2 separate regions of the Homo sapiens genome follow, and region 2 is linked to region 1. A link is a loop called in an ENCODE intact Hi-C map of the cell type or tissue named here. Cell type or tissue: Caco-2. All regions are shown on one strand. Each heading gives the region's core, and the rest is flanking DNA. Links, peaks and the distances in the headings are about the cores only. Region 1 overlaps LINC01033 (long intergenic non-protein coding RNA 1033). Region 2 has its middle 29 kb from the start of SNX18.

Region 1 (10,111 bases), core at 1,076-9,075:
TGTAGTGGGAGTGACCCAGTGGGAGATAATTGAGTCATGGGGGCGGTTTCCCCCATACTGTTCTAGTGGTAGTGAATAAGTCTCATGAGATCTGATGATTTTATAAGGGGCTTTCCCTTTCACTTGGCTCTCATCCTCTCTTTTCTCCCACCATGTAAGACATGCCTTTTGCTTTCCACCATGATTGTGAGGCCTCCCCAGCCATGTGGAACTCTGAGTCCATTAAACCTCTTTTTCTTTATAAATTACCCAGTCTTGGGTATGTCTTTATCAGCAGCATGAAAATGATCTAATACAGCAGGAGACCCAAGTATCAGTACTCTTTTAACATTCTTTGAGTGACTTCATTGTACTGCCAAGATCGAGAGAACCATTGGCCTAATTCACACCTTTTGCATACTAAGAAAATGAGGCTTAGGTTAGGTGACTTTTCATTATGTTTTAAACTTACACTATCCGATATGGTAACCATTAGCCACATCTGGCTATTTAAATTCAAATGTATTACAATTAAATAAAATTACAAATTGAGTTCCTCAGTCATGCTACTCACTTTCAAGTGCTCAACACCCACATATGGCTACTGGTTACCATATTACACAGCACAGAAGAGACATTTTCATCATCACAGAAATTTCTCTTAGACAAGTAATTTTACATGTGTTTTTAAAATTCTTTTGGGTTTGATTTCTATCCAGGCATTTAGTAACTTCAGAAACATTTTAAACCATTATTCCACAATGATTAATATAATAAAATATTTTTAAGCAAGAATAGCTTAATATTAGCATGTACATCTGTAAAGTTCCTAATACCATAATAAAAGCAACAGCTTCCTAGGGAAGTGTAGATGTGACTCAAATTCACCCACACTCCACCCCTACCTCCAAACCAATAGATCATAATCCAGAAGGCCATTTCCCCTACTTGATTGGTAAGGAAAGCACACCGGGGGAAGGCGAGGAGGAGCTACAATTTCCCAGTGACCAGTTCGTCACTTTAAGAGCCAACCCACAAGCATGGCCAAGCACAGTCTTGGCTCAAGAAAAGCATAAATGAAATTGGTAGAGGACAGTCTCCTCCTCCTTATGGAAAAACAAGACACAGTACAAGAACCAAGTTGAAGTCGATTTTTCCATTCTCAGTATAACAGGATGTATCACCACTGCTGTCTTTTTTAAAATTATAGGACAGAATTTATCATCTAAAGCTTCTCGACCTCTTAAAGAAAACATGCCATAGAACATATTTCATAAAGCAGGTGTTAGTGCTAGAGGGATTCAAATCTGTTGTGTTGGTTATATTTTTGTCACTGCAACCACCTAGAAATATGTCAACATTTTTAAACTTTGTTTTTTCAGTTGTGTTATGAAATTGAAACTTGATATAACTGTACCAGAATACATTGTTCCTTGTCATGTAGCTCAATATTTCCATTCCCAAGTGCATTATATCAAGCCATGTGATAGTTATGCCTTAATTTAAACAAAAGCAAGCCAGAAAGCCAATAGTGCAACAATAAGCCAATTTCAGTGATTACAGTGTACTAGGCACTGTTCTAAGCATTTTACATGGATTACATCATTTAATTCTCACAACAACTCACAATGAGGTCAGTGCTATTATTATTCTCATTTTACAGATAAAGAACCCAAGAGACCCACAGCTGAGTAATTTGCTTAAGGTCACACAGCTAGTAAGTGGTAGAATTGAACTGCCAACCCTGGCAGTCTAACTGCAGAAAATAGCATTTTAATTGCTCCGCTGTGTTTTCCACATGCACATACTTCATAAAAAGGTCATCCTTGACTTATTAAGGTCAAGATAAGAGACACTGGAATAGACTGGTCTATTTGAGCAGTAAAAGGGACCCCATGTGGCAGCAAGGTGTGGACGTGGGTATATGCAGCCCTAACCACAGGTTTCCCAAGATTGCTTTATTGGGGAGATGCCTCATTCTCGCTTTGACTTTTATATCACCTACTCTCTGGCACAACACACACCCCTCGTTTTGCAAGGGCCACAGTAGTAGTTGCAACAAAAATGGTTACCAGAGACTAGGAAACAGCAGGAGAGCAAAACAAAACAGCAGTACCTGCAGGCGCTGCTCAAGTGGTTACACAATATTCCCTAGTGTCTGGGCCCTGGATAGACATGGAGGAGTAAGGTTTCCTGGCTCAAGGCAGGGGGCTGAGATGGATAGATATCTGCATTAATTAGATCATTATATAAAACATCACCTTTCTTAAGGCCATATTCTCTCGTTCATAACCTTTACAAATCTCAGCATGTTTCCACATTTCATCCACAAATTTCATCCACAAGAAAGACAGTCTGTCCCAATGTTACTGGTTTTCCAGCCTGAGCAAGCCAAATTATTTTCTCAACCAGACAGCAGCCTGACATTCTTATCAGCATCAGAGTGTTCTTTGGGTCTTTCATACCCACGGTTTCTTCGTTTATTGTTCTACAGACTAATACAACTTTCCCATGCAGCCTGGCTTTGAGCCCTTTGGACTTGTCCCCTTTTCTCCCAGCCCCAAGGATGTCAATTTTTTAAAAACAGACTTTTTTTTTTTAGTGGTTTTCAGTTCACAGCAAGCGTGAGCAGAAGGTACAGAGAGTTCTCATATATGCCCCCCAACAAACAACACATACACAGCCTCCCCAACTATGAATATCTCATACCAGAATGGTATATTTCTTATAGGTGATGAACCTACATTGACACATCATTATCACTCAAAGTCTGTAGTTTACACTAGGGTTCACTCTTGGTAAGGTAGATTCTTATGGATTTTGACAAATAATAATGACATGTATCGACCACTATAGTATCATTCCATTGTTTATTTTTAAAGGGTATTGTGTTCATCGGTTTTGTGCTGCTGTAACAGAATACCATAGATTGGGTAATTTATAAAGAACAGAAATTTACTTGTCATGGTTTTGGAGCCTGGGAAGTTCAAGAGCAGGGTGCTGGCAGGTTAAGTCTCTGGTTCCAATATGGCAGCTTGTTGCTGCATCCTCTGGAGAGAAAGAACTCTGTGTTCTCACATGGCAGAAGAGCAGAACAGAGAACACACTCCCTCAAGCCCTTTTTATAGTGGCTTTAATTCATTCATGAAGACTCTGTCCTCATGACCTAAACACCTCCCTCAAGGCCCCACCATTTAACACTGTTGCGTTGGGGATTAAGTTTCTAACATGTGTATTTTGAAGGGAACAAAAACATTCAAACCATAGCAGGTACCATATGTATACTTTGTCTTGAGAGTCCTCACTTGCTTTTCAGAATTCAAAAATGGTCTCATTGTTTCTGTGAGTTCACTACCAAGTCCTTTGCACTTGGTCTGACAGTGAGTGACAGCAGAGGCATCTGGGGCTCTGAGATACTCCTCGCACAGCCAGCTTAAGAGCCAGAACTCTGCAGTTGCCTTAGCAACAGCTAAAGTTTCCTGTCCCAGGCTAAAAAGCGTGATATCTCTTCATTTGTAAAAAGTCTATTTTATTCTCTCAATCTGCCTGGGGCATAAATATGCCAGGAATGGAACCCTCAGGGTTGGATTTCCTGTTCTTGATTTTGAAATAGAAGGTAAAATACTCATAGAAGGAGGTAAAAAGGAGGCCTGCACATGTTCTTATACTTGATAGCAGGCTCAAATATTCTAATATAGCCAGAATCTGAGCTAGTCAAAGTCTTAAACTTGCAGACGATTTGATTTTAGACCCAGCATTTTTTTTAATTCATCACAGAGAGAAATAATTCAATGGTCTTCATTTTGCAGAAATGAAGAAACTCTCTATCCCAGCTCTTGCATTTGAGAACTCTAATAGAATTTTGAAAGGGAAAAAAAGTGAAACATCTTTAAATGACTACATATTTGATCATGCCTAATATATCTTAAGTATTATTGAAGAGCTCAGAATATTCTCCAAATGTGAGCTCATTCTAGCCTAAAACACTTAGGAAGCCCATCAGCCTTGAATTAGACAATAGAAATTCTCTCCATTTCAACTCTCTTCTCTAATTGAAGCTTCCGTTTAAGCCCAAAGAGTTGCAATTTCTTTGTCTCTCCCTCCAGGTTCTCCAGACCATCGCTTATCCCAAAGCCTACATTTCTGCCTGTCTGAGACACAGGTATATAAATAATATTTAATCTTTCTTCCTTCCCTTGACGTGTTGACTGAAAGCTGAAACAAAAGGCATTATAATGTTAAAAATGTAAAGTTAATTTCACCTTAGCCAAGTTTGAGGACAAATAGCCCCTGAAAACACTGACTTAGCACAAACCGATAATGAGTCTCAGAGTGGGTTACATGAGGCACGGTATTCATGTGTTCCATTACATAGAAAATGAGAGAAAGGGGTAATAAAGTAAAGGTGACATTCTCACAATTCTGATTGGTGCTCAGAGACATTGTACATAAGATAAAGCAACAGTCTGGTTAAGTTATATAGGGTAAAAGGTTAGCAAGTATGTGGGCATCTTAGGGTCTGGAGAGGGATGATTGATTTTATCCTGCCTTTATGCTATATCTGATAGATAGGGTTGTATTATAATTCGTACATATCAGTGAAATATTTGACAGACTGCAGCCTTGCTGGTGAGGGTTCAGCTTTAATTCATAGGCCTAGTTTCTATTGTCTATGTCCAATCTGCAGCCATCTTAGACCACTTTTAAATATATTTTTCTTTCAGATTTTCCTTTTTCTGAAGAGTTAAGTACCTAGCTTCTAACAAACATCCACCAGATTTTATTTTAGAACTTGGAGAATAACTGAATTTCTTGAAGCAACATGATTCACATACTTCTACCGTCCTATAAGTTCAAATCACTGGGGGTGGCCACCGCCCAAGTGGTTATATGCACCTAGGCTTGGCAGGAAGTCAGGCAAAAGAGAGCATTTGGTACTAAGTAAATCCAGCAGCCTCAACCCAATTGCAACATCCACATCAGGAGGTCAGACATGCTCCTGCCCATCCTTTGGTATCAAGGGAGGCAAAGTATAAAGACTAAAAAAAGTAAATAGTATGCTCTTTCATCTTTCCCCTAGCAGAGGATGGCGGGAGGTTCTGGCACGGTGGAGAATAACCTCAGAAGTGCACCAGCGGGCGGTAGCAACGGCCGCACTGAAGCAGGTTAAGCACCCTGAGAAAAGTGGTAACATCTAGAGCAGGCTCTGCTCCCTGGCCTCACACCTCCATCCTACTCTGAGATAAAAAAAACTCCTCATCAGTTATCTTTTGGGGCTTTATACATAATAGATGTCCAATAAAGAATTCAATGACATGAAGGATCCCACATTGAGGAAAGAGCAGAGAAAACATGGCTGTAGCCTTTGTGAAATTAAATAATTCAAACTTAAAATAATTCAAACTTAAAGCTGTTTGAAATTGAAGTTATCCTGAGCCTTGAGAGGAATGTGGCTATGCAGCTTAAGTCACATGGCATGCAGCTGCAACTTCTGCCTTTTTTATTTTCTGTAAATAATTAAGAACAAAGTTCCCCAGAGATAAGACTCCCTCAGCTCACTACTCTTCCTCTTGGAGTAATAAAGCAATCTTCCTTAGAATGTAGCAGTTCGTAACCAATCAAATCACTGTGATGTGTGTGTGCACTGGTCGTGTATGGAAAATGTTGCCATGCTGCTGAAATTTAACTTCTCTACTTTGGAATGCTTGTTGCATTCATTTGGAGTCAATGTCTCTGGGTGGCTATCCTCAAACTTTGCACTCGAATAAACTCTATACTTAATATATTTTTTGAATCTCATTATTTAAGGTTGACACCTTTAAGGAACTTCTAAGTTTGTTTCTGGCTTGTTTATTTCTCAACACATACACACCATGGTTGGAGTACCGGCAAGGAACTATTGGGAGGGAGGTTTGACTAATTCTAGGGAGTAGAAAGGACAGACTCAGTGAGAAAAGCTTCACAGAGGTGATGTGCAAATTGAGATTACAGGGAGGAGTACAAAATGGTTAGGTTGGACAAAGGAGCAGGAGAGGCATTCTACCCAAAAGAAACAGACCTAGCAAAGGCACAGAGACCTTGGGTTATTCCTCAGGGAATAGGGAAGGACTTTACGTACTGACAGGCCTAGAAAGAAAGGATTCAGCTGGACTGGGAAAGCTTTGATTACCAAAAAGCCAAGATGAAGAACTCAAATGTCTCAGGAAACACAGCAGAAAACAAAGTGGTGCTGTTGCATAACATGTGGAGAACATTAGCACATTGTTTAAGGGCAATGAGTTTAAATTTCAGAATACCAAACTAGTCAGTCAAATACTTCTGCAGACCATACAGCTTGCTTCCTTCTCCATTCATATAGGGGTACAGGCTCAGAAGATAAGGGGACCCTGACTTCTAGGATACAGATGGGGCATCAAGAGATGCCATATCTGGGCTGGGCACAGTGACTCACACCTGTAATCCCAGCACTTTGGGAGGCTGAGGTGGGTGAATAATTTGAGGTCAGGAGTTCAAGACCATCCTGGCCAACATGGTGAAACCTTGTCTCTACTAAAAATACAAAATTAGCCCAGGCATAACGGTGCACGCCTGTAATCCCAGCTACTTAGGAGGCTGAGGTGGGAGAATCAAACCCAGGAGGCGAAAGATGCAATGAGTTGAGATTGCACCACTGCACTCCAGCCTGAGTGACAGAGTAACACTCTGTCTCAAAATAAAAGAGATACCACATCAAAGTTAACAAGAACATGTCTGAATAGGGAAAACCATTCAGGCACCAACACAACCTATGCTGAGGCTGGGAGGCAACTAGCAGACTAAGGACCTCAGCGACTTTCAGATTCCATACAGCAAGCAACTGTGAAATCTAACATTCCTTATTCTTGAAAATCATAGCACACCAGGTGTATCACAGGGTGATGACCAATGTTCCCAAATCAAGTAGGAGGAGAGATTTAGCCCATCATTTTTTATCATAAACTTCAGATCCTTCTCCGTGATAACTTTTAAAATTTTCCTTTTTTTTTTCCATGATCTGTGTTGCTGTATTAGATCAGCCTCCAAAACCCTGATTTATAAGCTTATTAGTTATGTACATTAGTCAGTGTTTGTTGTGTAACAATCACCCCTTAAATCTCAGTGGCTTACAACAACAAATACGATCTTCTTGTCCTCAGATCTGTGTGTCAGCTGTGGTTCTGATGAGTTCCGTTGGACTTGGCTTCCCACAGTAGGTTGAGTTCAAGCCTTTTCTGAATGCTTCTTTAATCTGGGAGCGAGTCTCAAGAACCCATTTCTAATTGAGCATATTCTGGAGCCATTGCTTTCTGAGGCATGCTCTTCTGATGGCAGAGCATAGGAGCTCAATAGGCAAGTGAAACTTTTTTTTTTTTGATTTTTTTTTTTTTTTGGTTTTCTTTTTTTTTTTAAATTGATCATTCTTGGGTGTTTCTCCCAGAGGGGGATTCGGCAGGGCCACAGGACAATAGTGGAGGGAAGGTCAGCAGACAAACAAGTGAACAAAGGTCTCTGGTTCTCCTAGGCAGAGGACCCTGCGGCCTTCCGCAGTGTTTGTGTCCCTGGGTACTTGAGATTAGGGAGTGGTGATGACTCTTAACGAGCATGCTGCCTTCAAGCATCTGTTTAACAAAGCACATCTTGCACCGCCCTTAATCCATTCAACCCTGAGTGGACACAGCACATGTTTCAGAGAGCACAGGGTTGGGGGTAAGGTCATAGATCAACAGGATCCCAAGGCAGAAGAATTTTTCTTAGTACAGAACAAAATGAAAAGTCTCCCATGTCTACTTCTTTCCACACAGACACAGCAACCATCCGATTTCTCAATCTTTTCCCCACCTTTCCCCCTTTTCTATTCCACAAAACCGCCATTGTCATCATGGCCCATTCTCAATGAGCTGTTGGGTACACCTCCCAGATGGGGTGGTGGCCTGGCAGAGGGGCTCCTCACTTCCCAGAAGGGGCCGCCGGGCAGAGGCGCCCCCCACCTCCCGGACGGGGCGGCTGGCCGGGTGGGGGCTGACCCCCCATCTCCCTCCCGGACAGGGTGGCTGCCGGGCGGAGATGCTCCCCACCTCCCAGACGGGGCGGCTGCCGGGCGGAGGGGCTCCTCACTTCTCAGTTGGGGCGGCTGCCGGGCAGAGGGGCTCCTCACCTCCCAGATGGGGCGGCTGCCGGGCGGAGGGGCTCCTCACCTCTCAGACGGGGCGGCCGGGCAGAGACGCTCCTCACCTCCCAGACGGGGTCGCAGCCGGGCAGAGGCGCTCCTCACATCCCAGACGGGGCGGCGGGGCAGAGGCGCTCCCCACATCTCAGACAATGGGCGGCCGGGCAGAGACGCTCCTCATTTCCTAGATGGGATGGCGGCCGGGAAGAGGCGCTCCTCACTTCCCAGACTGGGCAGCTAGGCAGAGACGCTCCTCACATCCCAGACGGGGTGGCGGCCGGGCAGAGGCTGCAATCTCGGCACTTTGGGAGGCCAAGGCAGGCGGCTGGGAGGTGGAGGTTGTAGCGAACAGAGATCACGCCACTGCACTCCAGCCTGGGCAACATTGAGCACTGAGTGAACGAGACTCCGTCTGCAATCCCCGCACCTCGGGAGGCCGAGGCTGGCGGATCATTCGCGGTTAGGAGCTGGAGACCAGCCCAGCCAACACAGCGAAACCCCGTCTCCACCAAAAAAATACGAAAACCAGTCAGGCGTGGCGGCGCGCACCGGCAATCGCAGGCACTCGGCAGGCTGAGGCAGGAGAATCAGGCAGGGAGGTTGCAGCGAGCCGAGATGGCAGCAGTACAGTCCAGCTTCGGCTCGGCATCAGAGGGAGACCGTGGAAAGAGAGGGAGAGGGAGACCGTGGGGAGAGGGAGACCATGGGGAGAGGGAGAGAGAGAGGGAGAGGGAGCAAAATTTTCTTTAAGATCAAAAGTACAAGTTAAGAAAATTATTTGAGTTTTATTCCTTATTCCTTAAACTATATGCAATATGCTTATATTTAGATATGGATAAATTAGGGTTTGTGAGATTTTTCCATCTACCTACGTTGTCTGCAAGGTCTGTGAATGTGACAGTCACTTTCTGTCAGGCTGCCAGAGGCCCAGGATTCACACTTTGAGAAGCACAAGTCTTGGGTGAGATTTTAATCACTTGAATGCAAATCCTGTAGGCTTCTGTGGATGCACATGTGTTTTCAGAGGGCAGGAACTATGACTTGGACATTGTCGTGTCCTCCACAGTATTTGACACCATACATGCCTCATACGTTTGCTGGACTGAATACCAACCCTGTCCAGGGAACAGCATGCCAGGCCTAGCTGGACTTGAGCACCCTGGCTGGCTTATTAAGTACTTGCCTGTGTGAGTGGCTGCCCTGGGTATTTGTGACTTGATTACAAACCCCTTAATCTCATCTAGGAGGAGGAAAAGGATGAAGAGCTTACTATGAGTGTTACTAACTGTGCTAGATACTTTATGTACTGTATTACATGTATTTTTCATAATCTTACAATGTATTTTTTTTCTAGTTTACTGGGGAGGAAATTGAAGTTCAAGTAGCTTCTCTAAGATTAGAAGCTATCGTACCTTTGCATGTTTGACTCCAAAACCCAAAATCCTAAGAGGAAAAAATCCCAACCCACTACCTATCAATAACGAAATGTGTTAACATGGCCTACCTGATAGGTGCTGTTCGGTGGAAATTCTAAGGTGGACCCTTTATACAAATCAGGCTCTATCAAGTTTGGTAAATAAACAAACCATGTTATGCACCTCTGATAAAATCAAGTTTCTAAACCTGCAAAATAAAGTGTGATGGAAAGAAATATTACCCTGCCCCCTGGTGACTCTGCCAGAACACATCCTCCCTTGGAGACTCAGCCTCTAACATGTGATCCATCTTACTTGTACAGCACACAAACAAACCAGAGAATGAAATTTCAGAAAAATCTCTTTGAAACCTCTTCTCCATTCACAGAAACAGTCCTGAACCTACTCCTCTCGAGCTCCATCTGTGTTCCCAGGGAGCCAGCCTGCTGAGATGCCTCTGTCCTCCAGGATAACCCTTATCACTGCAAGGAGGCTTCTCAAGGCTCTGTTAGCATTTTTTACTTCTAACCCA
Region 2 (10,111 bases), core at 723-8,722, 100 kb before region 1:
TGCACAATGTTGGCCAGGCTGGTCCCTAATGCCTAACTTCAGGTTATCCATCCACCTTGGCCTCCCAAAGTGCTGGGATTACAGTCGTGAGCCACTGAGTCCAGCAGGATTCAATTAATTTTCTAGAGTGGCTCACGGAACTCGGGGAAACACTTACTTGCATTTACTCATTTATTATAAAGGATATTACAAAGGATATAGATGAAGTGTGTAGGGCAAGGTATAGGGGAAGGGGTACAAAGCTTGAAGGCCGTCTCCAGGTATACCACCCTCCAGGAACCTCCACGTGGTCACCTCTTCAGAAGCTCTCTGAACCCTGTCCTCTTGTGTGTGGTGGAGTTGTTGGCGGGGAACGGTTGTGGGGTTGTTTTTTGAGACAGGGTCTCACTCTGTCACCAAGGCTGGAGTGCAGTGGTACAACTATGGCTCACTGCAACCTCGACCTCCTGGGCTTAAGCAATCCTCCCACCTCAGCCTCCCAAGTAGTTAGGACTTACAGGAGCCCGCCACCAACATCTGGCTATTTTTTGGTAATTTTTGTAGGACCAGGTTCCACCTGTTGCCTAGGCTGGTCTTGAACTCCTGGGCTTAAGCGATTCACCTGCCTTGGCCTCCTAAAATGCTGGGATTACAGGCATGAGCCACCGTGCCCGGCCCTCTTGTGTTTTAAAAGAGAATTCATTACATAGGCATGATTGACAACAGTGCAGAAATGTGATTGGACGAAAAGGGTATGACTGCATACAAATAGGCTGAGCGGGGAAACCCAGTAAGACCCACTGTTGAGATTCTTCCTGGCCTCTGTGCAGCATTGCTTCCTTCAGAGTATGGGGCACGCTTTCTGGAATGAGGGTCTTTTGACTTGCCTTGGACAGGTGAAAGGAGGAAAGAAGTTCAGAGAGACAGAGAGAGATTGTTTCCTGAGGCCTGTTCCTGAGGCCTAAAATGCCCCAGCCAATGTCTTGTTATAGCCAAAAAGGCTATAACAAGAGGGCTATGGGAGTTATCAGCCAGAAACTATGACTTTCATGCTTTATATATATATATATATATATATAAAATCATATCACACATCTCATCAACTTTGCCATATTCTTGTGGTTAGAAGCAAATCACAGATTCTACCAGCACTCAGGGGAAGGGACTACACAAGGGCAGGACTCCCTGGGGGTCACCTTACTGTGTGTCCACCACCCTGTCTGTGGGGTGAGCAGAAGGCCAGCAGATGCACAAAGTAACAAGTATGCAGACACAGCTAACCTTTTCCAAGGTAATTTGGGGGTGGCAGAGTAGCTCTAAGGAGCCAGAGGGGCAAGGAGGAGAGGCTAATGCTTCCTGGAAGGAGTGCGACAATCCAGACTGGGGTCGGGCAGGAGCTGAGAGAGACATGGGGCAGGGCCCCTCTTGAAGGTCACAGCTGGACAGGGGTGGTCACCAGGAACTGAACTGCCTGTGACATGGGCAAATCCAGCTGACAGCAGAGGGAATATCAAAGATCAGGAGAGTAGGAGGTGTGCGAAGAGCCCATGGGAGAGGGCTAAGGTGTGGTACCAAGGAGCCAAGCCTAATGCATAAAAAGGAATTCCAACTTTGTAACTTGAGGACTCAGTTCCTCACTCCCATGCCCATCCCAGCCAACTTGAAAGGGGCCTTATGTCCCGGGAGGGTGGGAAACAGTGAGGAGGCTCACATAAACCAGACATGCCTTTTTTGACCCTATGCAATAGCATCATAAGGGCAGAGCCAAGTTTCATTTCCTCTCTTCAACATTCTTAGGCTCATTGTTAAATTTCCTGGCTTCATCCCAGTTCTCATCTTCTACCACCTCTTTGAAGTAGCTGACTGGGAATTTCTTAAATTATGCAGAGTAACTTCCACAGCACCGTGCTGTCCATATGCCCTCCTCTGTTGGTGTTTCTCTTCTGCTTCTTTAGTGACTTTTTTCCCAGGGAGTTTAACATTTTGTGGTTTCAGCTCTCAAATATAGGTGAAACCTCAAATTCATACCTCCAGCCTTGTTTGTCTTCTAGGCAGGTGCTTGGAAAAAAAGGACAAGAGAACACGTTTCCACTTTCAGCTATGTGCCTTCCCAGCAGCAGCCCAGGGGATGCATAGAGGGTCCAGTTCTGTTTTTGTTTTACCCTCTTCTCATATGTACATAATGTCCAGTCTACCAAACTGGAACCCTTGAAATCTTTGGAATTAATGCAATGAACAGTATGGAATTGTTCTTGGTCAGGAACACAGAAAGATGAATCTTCTTTTTCTTTCTCCACAGCCAAGTTCCTGTGCTTGGCTTTCCAAACCCTCCATTGATGAGCCCCCACTACCTCCCAGCTTTATGTGGCAGCCTCCAAAGTCCAAGCCATCACTCTGGTCTCTTCACTGGTTTCCTTCACAAGAGAGACCACCCAACTTCTTCCCTTGGACTGAGAAATCGTAAAGCTGAATGATGAGAGAGAATGGGATGCAGGTCAAACTACCTGGGTTTGAACCCTAGTTCTGTCTCTTACTGGCAGTGTGACATTAGGCTGATAACTACTCTCTATGCTTCAGTAACCTCAGTTGTAAAGTGGAGGAGATGATGTCTATGTCATACAGTTGTTGTGAGGAGTAAGTGACTCAATATGTGCAAAGTGCTTAGAACATTCCTGGCAATTGGGTCACATAATACTAAAAAATCAGGCAGCAAGGACCTATGTCATCTATTTCTCCACCACAGCCTGGCTAGGTCACCATGTGTCATCAAACAGGAATATAACTAATTTTAATCAATATTTTATATATTTCAATTACATAGAAGTACAAACTTCAAAAAAAATTGCTTTGCTTGCAGAAGGGCTCTTGCTTTTCCTCCTTCTCCCCATCCAAATTCTATCTCATTCTTCAAGAACCAGCTTAAGTCCCACTTCCATGAAATCAATTCCTGTTGCTTCAGTCTACACCAAATTCTCATTTCTGGAAATGCTTTTATAGTAGGTTCACACCATAGAAGTTGGCGCTGAATGGCTCTTGTGTTTTGTGGGGTCTCTAAGTGTCTCCTCAGTAAATAGTTTGCCACTTCTGGCTGAGTTCTGAAAAAAATGAACCATAACCGGTAGTTGACCCCCAGAACCCAGGTTATTACCTTTATTATTGATGGAGGCAAATTGTAGGATATACTATAGAGTAAGGGCCAAACATACTTCCTAACTGCATTCAAAAATATGTGTCCTTTTCCTTGTGGGACTGCGCCCAATGCCACTTCACTCCAAGAAAGTTGCTCCACATCTTGCAGGGGAACAAGAATAGGGACATAAGAAGCCAGGCATATGTTTAAAAAAAAAAAAGTCCCCCTCCTGCAAACCAACAAGTGGAATGAAGGCCCATTCCTCTAGCAAGATCTTTCCATGTCAACTATAAATTCTTGAGGACAGGGCCTGGATTTTCAGCTTTGGATGCATTCTCTATAGTCCCTAGAATGGTATAGGTGCATAACATCTGCTCAATAATAATTCCAGGCTCTGTTCTAATCACTGTCTATATATTAGCTTAATCCACCATGAGAACCACCTATAAGGTAGCTGGTATTAACACTGATGTTTTATAGATGAAGAAACTGAGGCATCAATCTCTCATAGTCAACAAATGGTAAAGCTGGGATTTAAACCCAGTCTGGCTTCAGAGTTCATGCTCTTAACCACCATCCTATACTGTACTGATTGAATTTCACGAGCAGTAATGTTGGCAGAAATGGAGATTGTAAGAGTTCAGAAGCTGGATGGGAACCAGCCCTGCTAATGTCCAGTGAAGGCAAGCTCTGTAAGTAATAACTAGTGCTTAGACAATGTCATCAGTGAAGATCCTACAGCACATTTTCTTTTTACGACACTATCAGAAATTCTGCAAAATGATCCATTATGAACTACTCTATGTACTTGGAAAGAAGTTTATAATTCCACTTAAGGTACTACTGAAATAAATTTTAATGTAACATCTGGTCATTTGTGCAAAAATGAATCAAAATAGCTCATATTTGTCAAAAAAATCAAATATAATTTGATTTTTTTCTGGCTCTGATTTTTTTTTGAGACAGGGTCTTGCTCTTTCACCCAGGTTAGAGTGCAGGGGTGTGATCATGGCTAACTGCAGCCTCAACCTCCCAGGTTCAAGCAATCCTCCTACCTCAGCCTCCCAAGTAGCTGAGACCACAGGTACATGCCATCATGCCTGGCTAGGCTAATTTTTGTATTTTTGGTAGAAACGGGGTTTCACATGTTGCCCAGGCTGGTCTCAAACTCCTGGGCTCAAGTGATTTGCCTGCCTTGGCCTCCCAAAGTGCTGGGATTACAGGTATGAGCCACTTTGCCTGGCCCCGATTCTTTTGTTACTCATATGATTAAACTGCAATTTTTGGCATAACAGAAGGCAAGGACATTTTCCTTTATTTCATTGTTTTACAGAATGGCATGAAGGCTAAATTCTTATCCAAGTATTAATTACATTTGATCTCATAGCTTTACATTGCACTTCTGTGATCAATTTCAGGCTGAATCCTAAGTAAGGGAGAAAATGTATCGCCTTTAGGCATTTTGCCTGTTTACCACTAGAGGTCACTACCTAGTCTTTTATCTGTGAAAACCGAGGCCTAAATGTTCGTTTTGCTTCATTCATGTCATTCATGTTTATGAAGGAGAGGCATGAAAATTTGTTACAGCATGTCTCAGACTTATTGTGAAATTATCTAAAGTAGAAATAAGTTTCAAATCAAGCTGGTTAATCAGCTTTATTTGATGTTGACTACCATTGATTTAGGGCCTACTGTGGGCAGGTTCTGTGCTAGGTGCCTTATATATGTTGTCTCTGAATGCTGCAACATTATCCTCATTTTACAGATGAGGAAATTGAAGCTCAGCAAAGTCATAACATCACACAATTGCACAACAAGGACTTAATTCAGGTTGTGAACCCAGCTCAGGACTGGTAAATAAAAAAGGGAAACTTAGGCCGGGCACAGTGGTTCATGCCTGTAATCCCAGCACTTTGGGAGGCCAAGGCGGGCGGATCACATGAAGTCAGGAGTTCGAGACCAGCTTGGCCAATATAGTGAAACCCCGTCTCTACTAAAAAAAAAAAAAAAAAAAATTACCTGGGCGTGGTAGTGGGCGCCTGTAGTCCTAGCTACTTGGGAGGCTGAGGCAGAAGAATCACTTGAAATCGGGAGGTGGAGGTTGCAGTGATCCGAGATCGCACCACTGCACTCCAGCCTGGGTAACAGAGTGAAACTCTGTCTCAAAAAAAAAAAAAAAAAAAAAAAAAGATTAAAAAAAAAGAAAAGAAAAGAAGAATTAGCCAGGCATAGTGGTGCACACTTGTAATCCCAGCTACTTGAGAGGCTGAGGTGGGAGGATTGCCTGAACCTAGGGGGCAGAGGTTGCAGTGAGCTGAGATTGCACCGCTGCACTCCAGCCTGTGTGAGGCTCTGTCTCAAAAATAATAGTAAAGTGAAAAGGAGAAATTTCCAATGATGCCTGACCTGAAAAGAGGTCCAAGAATATTTATTCTACCTTGTAAGACATTTGGCAATTCACCATGATGATGGGTGGGTTAAACAGAGTTGAAGAGGAATACTATTAACAACTCTAAATGGAATTTACAGCTAAACAGATTCTAGCAAAACAGCCATCTAGCTGCACTAGAAATTTCATTTTAATTCGATTAAAGCTAATTTGTCCCCACATTTTTTATTTAAATGTAATTAGTGGATAATTTAAGGCGTCTGATGTTACAAGACGTTTTAGCTAATAAAGGAGCTGTGTTTCTGCCTTAGACCTTCATCTTTCTTAGGTGATAAAGGTATAAGTGTCCATGCCTAGGAAAGAGACCATGTTTACATATGTCTATGGGTCTTGATAGTACATTTTCTGGCATAAAATTTTGTTGTAATGACTTTCTAGTTTTTTTTTTATTTTTTCTATTTTTTTTTTTTTTTTTTTTTTTTTGTTAGAGATGTGAGGTCTCACTACGTTGCCCAAGCTGGTCTCAAACTCCTGGGCTCAAGCAATCCTCCCACCTTGGCCTCCCAAAGCGTTGAGATTACAGGTGTGAGCCACTGCTCCTGGCCCTGTGACAACTTCCTGTCTTTCCACAAACATGGCTGCATTTGGCAGTGCAGTGTCACACTAAATAATGACTCCATTGAAGTGGATCAGACATGTACTTTGTGCCATCAGTGTTAATAAACATCAGTTCTAGTATTGTGCTGAATCTGAACCTATTCACTGAGATCATAATGAGCTTAGAATTATTCATTATAATGCCCTTGTATTTCCTGGTCTAGGGCTGTTTAATAAGATACTACTTTCATCTGAGGAGACGAATAAAATTTCAGTCCTGACTACACCAATTACATGCTTTTTTAAAAAAAGACAATAAAATTAATGCTGCATGAAACACATCCTACCCTAAAATAAAACTACTTAAACCTTGATCTTCAAGGATTTGAATAAAAAGCATACTATCACTGAGGGTTCTTTTGTATACAGGACCAAGAATTATATTTGTTCTGCAACTTTAGCCTACCAATGTATTATTATTATTATTATTTTTAAAGAGATGGGGTCTCACCATATTGCCTAGGCTGGTCTTAACTCCTGAGCTCAAGCAATCCTCCCAACTTGGCCTCCCAAAGTGCTGGGATTACAGACATGAGCCTCCACTCCCAGCCCCATGTATTAAGTTTGTGAAAAAAAAAAATCTGGGGGTAAAAACATACCTGGAGACTTTACATATTCCACACACTCATTTTATTTTATTTTATTTCATTTTTATTTTGTTTGTATACATTCTTATAATTTCAATTTTTTTTATTATACTTTAAGCTCTAGGGTACATGTGTACAACATGCAGGTTTGTTACATATGTATACATGTGCCATATTGGTATGCTGCACCCACTAACTTGTCATTTGCATTAGGTATTTCTCCTAATGCTATCCCTCCCCAATCCCCCCACCCCACGACAGGCCCTGGTGTGTCCACAGGCCCACCTATGAGTGAGAACATGTGGTGTTTGGTTTTCTGTCCTTGTGATAGTTTGCTCAGAATGATGGTTTCCAGCTTCATCCATGTCCCTACAAAGGACATGAACTCATCCTTTTTTATGGCTGTATAGTATTCCATGGTGTATATGTGCCACATTTTCTTAATCCAGTCTATCATTGATGGACATTTGGGTTGGTTCCAAGTCTTTGCTATTGTGAATAGTGCTGCAATAAACATACGTATGCATATGTCTTTATAGCATCATGATTTATAATCCTTTGGATATATACCCAGTAATGGGATGGCTGGGTCAAATGGTATTTCTAGTTCTAGATCCTTGAGGAATTGCCACACTGTCTTCCACAATGGTTGAACTAGTTTACAGTCCCACCAACAGTGTAAAAGTGTTCCTATTTCTCCACATCCTCTCCAGCACCTGTTGTTTCCTGACTTTTTAATGATTGCCATTCTAACTGGTGTGAGATGGTATCTCATTGTGGTTTTGATTTGCATTTCTCTGATGGCCAGTGATGATGAGCTGAATTCTACCAGAGGTACAAAGAGGAGCTGGTACCATTCCTTCTGAAACTATTCCAATCAATAGAAAAAGAGGGAATCTTCCCTAACTCATTTTATGAGGCCAACATCATTCTGATATCAAAGCCTGGCAGAGACACAACAAAAAAGAGAATTTTAGACCAATATACCTGATGAACATTGATGCAAAAATCCTCAATAAAATACTGGCAAACCGAATCCAGCAGCACATCAAAAAGCTTATCCAACACGATCAAGTTGGCTTCATCCCTGGGATGCAAGGCTGGTTCAACATATGCAAATCAATAAACATAATCCATCATATAAACAGAACCAAAGACAAAAACCACATGATTATCTCAATAGATGCAGAAAAGGCCTTTGACAAAATTCAACAGCCCTTCATGCTAAAAACTCTCAGTAAACTAGGTACTGATGGGACGTATCTCAAAACAATAAGAGCTATTTATGACAAACCCACAGCCAATATCATACTGAATGGACAAAAACCGGAAGCATTCCCTTTGAAAACTGGCACAAGACAGGGATGCCCTCTCTCACCACTCCTATTCAACATAGTGTTGGAAGTTCTGACCAGGGCAACCAGGCAGGAGAAAGAAATAAAGGGTAATCAATTAGGAAAAGAGGAAGTCAAACTGTCTCTGTTTGCAGATGACATGATTATATATTCAGAAAACCCCATCACCTCAGCCCAAAATCTCCTTAGTAAGCAAATCTCCTTCAGCAAAGTCTCAGGATACAAAATCAATGTGCAAAATCATAAGCATTCTTATACACCAATAACAGACAAACAGAGAGCCAAATCATGAGTGAACTCCCATTCACAATTGCTTCAAAGAGAATAAAATACCTAGGAATCCAACTTACAAGGGAAGTGAAGGACCTCTTCAAGGAGAACTAGAAAGCACTGCTCAACGAAATAAAAGAGAACAAAAACAAATGGAAGAACATTCCATGCTCATGGATAGGAAGAATCAATATTGTGAAAATGGCCATACTGCCCAAGGTAATTTATAGATTCAATGCCATCCCCATCAAGCTACCAATTACTTTCTTCACAGAATTGGAAAAAACTACTTTAAAGTTCATATGAAACCGAAAAAGAGCCAGCATTGCCAAGACAATCCTAAGCCAAAAGAACAAAGCTGGAGGCATCATGCTACCTGACTTCAAAATATACTACAGTGCTACAGTAACCAAAACAGCATGGTACTGGTACCAGAACAAGATATAGACCAATGGAACAGAACAGAGCCCTCAGAAATAATACCACACATCTACAACCATCTGATCTTTGACAAACCTGACAAAAACAAAAAATGGGGAAACGATTCCCTATTTAATAAATGGTGCTGGGAAAACTGGCTAGCCATACGTAGAAAGCTGAAACAGGATCCCTTCCTTACACCTTATATAAAAATTAATTCAAGATGGATTAAAGACTTACATGTTAGACCTAAACTCATAAAAACCCTAGAAGAAAACCTAGGCAATACCATTCAGGACATAGGCATGGGCAGGGACTTCATGACTAAAACACCAAAAGCAATGGCAACAAAAGCCAAAATTGACAAATGAGATCCAATTAAACTAAAGAGCTTCTGCACAGCAAAAGAAACTACCATCAGAGTGAACAGGCAACCTACAGAATGGGAGAAAATTTTTACAGTCTACCCATCTGACAAAGGGCTAATATCCAGAATCTACAAGGAACTTAAACAAATTTGCAAGAAAAAAGCAAACAACCCCATCAAAAAGTTGGTGAAGGATATGAACAGACACTTCTCAAAAGAAGACATTTATGCAGCCAACAGACACACACTCATTTTAATTGAATTAGTCATCAAGCTTCTGATCTAGAACTATCTTTAGGATTGGGTGTTTTAACACCCTCTTCTCCTCTGTGATCTTGGAGCAGCTGTTGTTCCCCCCAAATAGCCCATTAATGTAGATTTATTTTTTAAATTACTACTTTGTTCTAATGATACATGAGCTAGTTAATTCTAAGAACTGAAAAGCCTGTTCAAGAACAACAGCATGTAAGTTCTCCAAATCTGTCTGTAGGAGAACAGCACACCATGCAGAGGAGTTCTACCACAAGATCAACAGGAGAGGTAAAACCCTGTGTGCACATGAGGCAGATCCAATTACGATTTTGTTTACTGGCTTTGCAAGGACTCAGGCCTCTCTCCCAGGCTTTGGATTTATTCTTCCTATTCAAGGCAACGACAGCCGAGTTTGACAGAAATAAAATTCAAGTCATAGCAGATCAAGTAACTCAAAGATTTCATTCCGGTAAAATTAGAATACTAAGTAGTTGAGTTATTACTGGGGAACTCTACATCGAAGTTTAAAGCCTCACATTTAATTATCATAAGCGTGTAGGGAGAGTAAAACTTGACCTCTGCTTTTTTAGGGTTTTTTGGTTGGGCCTAGGAATTAAGTTGACAGAAGACAAATTCATAGGAGAAAAGCATACAAATGTAATACACATGTTACATGGCTAAGGAAATGAAGATTCAAAGATGCAG

The links. Hi-C counts contacts between places; a loop is a spot of excess contacts. Peaks named below come from ENCODE experiments on the same cell type or tissue, not always from the same donor. Only the 100,000 strongest peaks of a DNase experiment are listed, where the experiment ranks them.
Region 2: it touches region 1 in a loop (5-fold over the local background); 1 of 110 quality-filtered maps calls a loop at or near these places.

Annotation. Positions count from the first base shown.
Region 1 is chr5:54,379,526-54,389,636 of GRCh38, reverse strand. All of the region lies in intron 1 of LINC01033 (long intergenic non-protein coding RNA 1033), which reads right to left. Among named protein-coding and RNA genes, the nearest start is that of LINC01033, 64 kb to the right of the region's middle. In Caco-2, for the core only: no CTCF peak of the experiment used is centred there; DNase peaks (open chromatin) are centred at 5,046 and 5,525.
Region 2 is chr5:54,484,044-54,494,154 of GRCh38, reverse strand. No RefSeq gene overlaps it. Among named protein-coding and RNA genes, the nearest start is that of SNX18, 29 kb to the left of the region's middle. In Caco-2, for the core only: a CTCF peak has its summit at 4,613 (motif pointing right); a DNase peak (open chromatin) is centred at 5,404.